Linked DNA regions of Homo sapiens: region 1 is linked to region 2. A link is a loop called in an ENCODE intact Hi-C map of the cell type or tissue named here. Cell type or tissue: heart right ventricle. All regions are shown on one strand. Links, peaks and the distances in the headings refer to the core of each region. The heading gives the core; the rest is flanking DNA. Region 1 has its middle 40 kb from the start of LINC00702. Region 2 overlaps MANCR (mitotically associated long non coding RNA).

Region 1 (2,818 bases), core at 147-2,646, 380 kb after region 2:
GGTGGATTATTTGAGGTCAGGAGTTCAAGAGCAGCCTGACCAACACGGTGAATCCCCGCCTCTACTAAAAGTACAAACATTAGCTGGACATGGTGGTGCGTGCCTGTAGTCCCACCTATTCGGGAGGCTGAGGCAGGAAAATCATTTGAACCTGAGAGACGGAGGTTGCAGTGAGCCAAGATTGTACCACTGCGCTCCAGCCTGGGCGACAGAGCGAAACTCTGTCTCAAAACAAAACAAAACAAAAACAAACAAACAAGAACAACAAAAAAGCAAAGTACATGTGTCACAATAAGTTAATGGTAATGATTCAACCTAGAACTAAGTTTATATTAATATATGTTTAAACCTGAAAATGTGAATAGCTCCCTGACTATGTACAATGGAACTACACCACCAGTTCATCATGGCAAAGGACTAACTGGCAGAATCGTTAGGCCTAGAATAACCTGCTTGTTATTATGTTAGTGGCAAGATCATTGATATTCAGTCGCTCACATCAAGGCAGTAGGAGTTTTTCAGATGCCCGTGTTTGCTTACAAAGCGAATACGTATCACTAACTGGTAGGTGTGGTGATAAGATGCTGTGGAGAATGGAATGGGAATGCTAAGGCCTGACAGTGTTGTATCTGTGGTGGACTCAATTCTGATGAGAAAGAGAAAGCAGTGAAACAGAAAGAACTATCAAGATTTTTAGAAAATGTACGTTTATTTTGAGCTTGTAATTTGAGAATTGGTAACATATTTTGTTACCCTGGGGGACATTTCTGCATCGTTGCCCAATACTAAAGAATTAAGGAATTCACAGCCCAATGAAAATACACTAGTGCTTTGTGCAAATGTGGTTTTAGAAAGACAACTTTACAGGGATACTTTCTCATTTCTGTATCCTAACGTGGTGATGAATGGGGCTTTTCTTGTGGACATTTTTACCCTGGTTAATTCATTTATTTGGTGAACACCACTTTTCCTACTGGAAAATCTGGGCTTCCCCCATCAATGGTGTGTCACTGGGGCTAGGATCTGTGTGTGACACAGGCTGTGGCTGCTGACCAGCTGCGTGGAACCTGAATGGCCAAGCTAGGGTGTGCTGGTTGTAGGTCACCAGCTGCATGCAGTAATTAGAAACACTTACTCCCTCGGTGCAATCGGGTCGAGGGCAGAGTTCTCACAAGCTATTTATAATACTGCAGGAATTCTCTGTTCTCAACATTACCAAGGTTTATATAAATGGTCATTAGGAAAAATTGACTGTGCTAAAGAAAAGGACATTCTGTACTTAGAAGTGTTTTTGCATGGATTCCAAAAGGGATGAGAGGAAGGGGAAGGGAAGACAGGGAGAGTCTCACATTTTTGGAAAATCTCACATACATAAGGCTTCCATTAAAGTAAAAGAAAAAAGTCTGAACTGTAATTAATATTTCCAAGTTGTACACAGCTAGTGTAGGACATGGAGTCTTCCATACCCCAAATCTGAGAATATGAAAACATCAAAAAGAGATTTTGACCAATCTGAGGTTTTAAACAAAGGGTATTTTACACCCGCATTCTGTTTTTGTACAACCTTATAGACTTCTCTGTTTATAATGTTGTTTGTAGTTTTAGCAATGTTTAAATTAAAATACAGTAAAAATCCTTTGTATGTAGTTCAAGGCCTAAGTATACCTGTAATATAGTAATGCCTTCATTTTAGTGAAAGGCAACAGGGTCATAAAATGTAGCACTGAAGTTTTATCTTCTCTTCAAACTGCTCAGAAATGTCCCAGTGGAACTGCACTCTAACACCACTTGGACTCTCATTGGAACCTCTGGTGATGGTCTTTTTCTTTTTCAAAGGGTTTAGTAATTAAAAGGGAGTTTAGTAATTAAACTCCCTTGGATAGTACTTTAAAGAAGTCTTATTCTTTATACTAAAGTCTACATCTAACGTGAAATCTTTGGTGCTTCCATGAGGTCTAGTGCATCCAATAATGTTAAAATAGTAGTTAATATTTACTTGCTTCTCTAGACACTAATAAAAAAAATTGTAGATTTGCCATAGAAAACTGAAAGCCACTGGACAGCATCATTGTGATACATGGTGAATGCTGTCTTCTATTATTACAAAGTGTGTGCGCTTTATCAAGGGAAATTGGGTCCCTCGAGCAGAAGGGCCCCGCCTTTGGCCCTCAAGGAGCTGCAGTTGCCTTTTTTGTTGTTGTGTGTTTGTTTGAGATGATGGATCTTTTATTTTTTTTAATTTTTAATTTTTGTGGGTACATAGAAGGTGTATACATTTATGGGATAAACAAGGTGTTTTGATATAGGCATGCAATGTAGAATAGCCACACCAGAGTTTTGATACAGGCATGCAAGGTGGAACATTCACATCAGGGTAAATGGGGCATCCATTGCCTCATACACTTGCATCTTGAAAATCTTGTTGATCGTGCCCACTGCTCGCTGGCCTGTGCACTTACCCATGATAGAAAAAGACCCCTAAAACAAGGTGCAGCCATAAAGAGCCACTGTTGCCTGTTTCTCCTCAGGCTGCTGGCCTGTTGTCTCTGCTTGCAGGCACATTGGGTCCCCAGATCCCTGAGCCAGATGTGGTCACGGGTTCTGCCTCTGCAAAAGTTAACACCTGCCGCATCCTGAAGATCCAGTTAAAACTGGAAATAATATTTCTGAAGGAAGAGTGTTCCCTAAGGAAGGAGGACATGCATTCCTACAGGATAAATTTGCAACTTAGGGCCAGGAAAGTGGGGGAGATGCTATGACGTTCATTTGGTCTAGACCAAGGGTAGAGCTTAAGGGAGATGGCAGAAGGGTCAGGGTC
Region 2 (2,818 bases), core at 252-2,751:
GTTGCTGGGTGAAACGCCCTGTTAAGTGTTTACTCATTATGGCTACTTTGCCCAACTACCCTTGAGTTATTTTGACTTGGACTAGAAAGGAAAAAACGAGAGCCAACAAAATGGAACAAAGAATTTGCCCTTTCTCCTGAACATTAGGATCTTTGGTGATTTATGTGTAGCTTCCCTAGGATAATATGAGACTCATGTTTACAGGGAACATGGAAATCCAGGAAACAGAGACAGAAGTCACCAAAGTGAAGAAGCAGAAATAAAAGCCAGGCTAGTCGGGATAGTGTACAGATATGCAGTTAATATAATTACAGCAAAAACAGGCATACTTGTGCCAATCTTTAAAAAAGCGTTTTAAATCTGGGGTCCCCAATCCCCAGGCTACAGACTAGTACTGGTCCGTGGTCTGTAAGGAATGCACAGCAGGAGGTGAGTGGTGGGCAATTGGGCACAACCGCCTGAGCTCTGCCTCCTGTCAGATCAGCTGCGGCATTAGAGTCCCACAGTAGTGCAAACCCTACTGTGAACTGCGCATGCCAGGGATCTAGATGGTGCTGTTTATGAGGATCTAATGCCTGAGAAGAACAGTTTCATCCCCAAACCATCCCCCACCTACCACATCCGTGGACAAAATGGGTCCCTGCTACTGTTAATATTGGGGACTGCTCTTTTGAACGATGGTAAATGATTTTACTCAGTTTTGTTTTCTGAAAAGACTGCTTCAAATTAACTTTTTGAAGTTTTCCATCAAGTGTGTGTGACAAGTAAAGGAAATACTGCTACAAAAATATGATAATGGACTTGCCATTATTTAGCATGTTATTATTGCCCAACAACATTTTTTTCCTGGATGATAAGTATTTATTAGATATGACGGTTACAGAAAAATATAAGCATGAACAGTATGCATCTATTTGAATGCATAAGTGTGTTCACAGGTGGTTTCAGAGAGAGAAATTGAGAATGAGTTGAGGGGAAGAAGATTAAAAAGGAAGGGGGACTCAGAGATCTGCAGTGACCCAAATATCAACAAGGCTTGGGAACATTTTGGATCCTGACAAGGGGCTGCTCTCCAAACCACGTGTGTGCTCAGCGTTGTACACAGTTCAGTTTACTTCATGTGTTGGAATTCAATGGTGCCAAAGTACATTGGCAAACAAAGTGGACAGAAGAGATAATCTGCTTGTCAGCTAGAGACAGACAAGAGGCATGGAGAGGGGTGGCTGAAAATAGGGCCGTTGGCATGCGCTCAGGGACTGGAGTGGAGGAAAGTGCTTGGGGGCACTGCAAATAGCACTGATGGGGAAATCTAGGAGGTTGGGTCACACTGAGCCTGTGAGCCACGGATCAGGAGAAAACAAGACATGTGATAGGCAAACCCATGGGCTTCTGATGCAGGCGCTGTGCTGTGTTCCTCATGGGGCTCCTGGCAGATGGCTTGGGAGAGGGGCTTGTGTGCCTGTAAAGCCGTCTCCGGGGACCTGAGCTGCGAGGTGTGCGAAGTAGCCTCTCGCTCCTCATAGGCAGTTCTTTCACATATCTGCCAGAGGACGGCTCTTCTGCAAGAAAGAAAAGGAAACACAAACGGAGTGGAGGAGTCCTGTCGAGCAGCCAGCCCTGATGCTTTTAGTTCTCTCCCTCTTTACAGAGTTCACATCCACGCATGGCCACAGAGTAGGAGAGGTCACTGCTACGGTGATCAATTCATATCAAAACTACAATTATTTGCATAGCCACTGCCAAATATAAAGTGACCTTATATACATATTCTTATCTGGCATACACCTTTGGTAAATTCGCTAAAAAGGAGATGTTGCAGCACTGTGTTCTTGGCTATTTTGTTCACAAAAACACTTGGATCTCTTAAGGTAATATGAGCAAAATCTGGTTGTTTTCCAGCATGTAAAGTAGTTTAGTTGCTATAATATGACTTTTGTCCATCGAGTCACTTATTCACCTCTGCCACTGAATACTAACGTTTGGCCCTGAGACTCTCTGGCAGCAGGCACAGAGCCTAACCCACAGTGGGCTCTTGCTGTCTATATTTTTTTGAGACGGAGTCTCACTCTGTCTCCTGGGCTGGAGTGCAGTGGTGTGATCTCTGCTCACTGTAACCTCTGCCTTCCAGGTTCAAGTGATTCTCCTGCCTCAGCCTCCCAAGTAGCTGGGATTACAGGTGTGCCCCACCACATACAGCTAATTTTTGTATTTTTAGTAGAGAAGAGGTTTCTGCATGTTGGCCAGGGTGGTCTCTAACTCCTGACCTCAGGTGATCTGCCTGCCTCAGTCTCCCAAAGTGCTGAGGTTACTGGCGGAAGCCACCGCGCCTGCCCCCTTGGTGTCTATTCATGGGTCCAGTACAGTGATGCAATTGGAGGGAGTGGGGGGGAAGGAAGGTGACTTCTGTCTCTGTTTCCTAGATTTCCATGTTCCCTGTAAACATGAGTCTCATATTATCCTAGGAAAGCTACACATAAATCACCAAACATGCTAATGTTCAGGAGAAAGGGCAAATTCTTTGTTCCATTTTGTTGGCTCTCATTTTTTCTTTTCTAGTCCAAGTCGAAATAACTCAAGAGTAGTCAGGCAAAGTAGCCATAATGAGTAAAGATGGGGAGAGACAGAGAGGGTAAGGAAGGGAGAAGAGCAAGAGATAGCATGGAGAGGGAAGGGGCAGAAGAGAAAAGAATGAAGAGGAGGATGAGACTCAGAGAGAGGGAGAGAGGGAGATAGAGATGTGCAGAGAAAGGAAATCTTTCAAGAAATCTACAAAGTGTCAGGCACACCTTCTTGATTGATTTTGGGATGCCTATAAACA

What was found. Hi-C counts contacts between places; a loop is a spot of excess contacts. Peaks named below come from ENCODE experiments on the same cell type or tissue, not always from the same donor. Only the 100,000 strongest peaks of a DNase experiment are listed, where the experiment ranks them.
Region 1: it touches region 2 in a loop (4-fold over the local background); 3 of 110 quality-filtered maps call a loop at or near these places.

The regions. Positions count from the first base shown.
Region 1 is chr10:4,282,391-4,285,208 of GRCh38, reverse strand. No RefSeq gene overlaps it. Among named protein-coding and RNA genes, the nearest start is that of LINC00702, 40 kb to the right of the region's middle. In heart right ventricle, for the core only: no CTCF peak of the experiment used is centred there; a DNase peak (open chromatin) is centred at 1,088; H3K27ac peaks cover 2,455 bases.
Region 2 is chr10:4,660,440-4,663,257 of GRCh38, reverse strand. All of the region lies in intron 1 of MANCR (mitotically associated long non coding RNA), which reads left to right. It overlaps LINC00705 (long intergenic non-protein coding RNA 705), which reads right to left. Exons shown (of 3, transcript NR_015425.1): 3 at 839-1,559. Among named protein-coding and RNA genes, the nearest start is that of LINC00705, 5.7 kb to the right of the region's middle. RefSeq lists enhancers at 1-81, 1-101, 1-571, 1-937, 938-1,921. In heart right ventricle, for the core only: no CTCF peak of the experiment used is centred there; DNase peaks (open chromatin) are centred at 488 and 1,277; H3K4me3 peaks cover 1,366 bases; H3K27ac peaks cover 2,500 bases.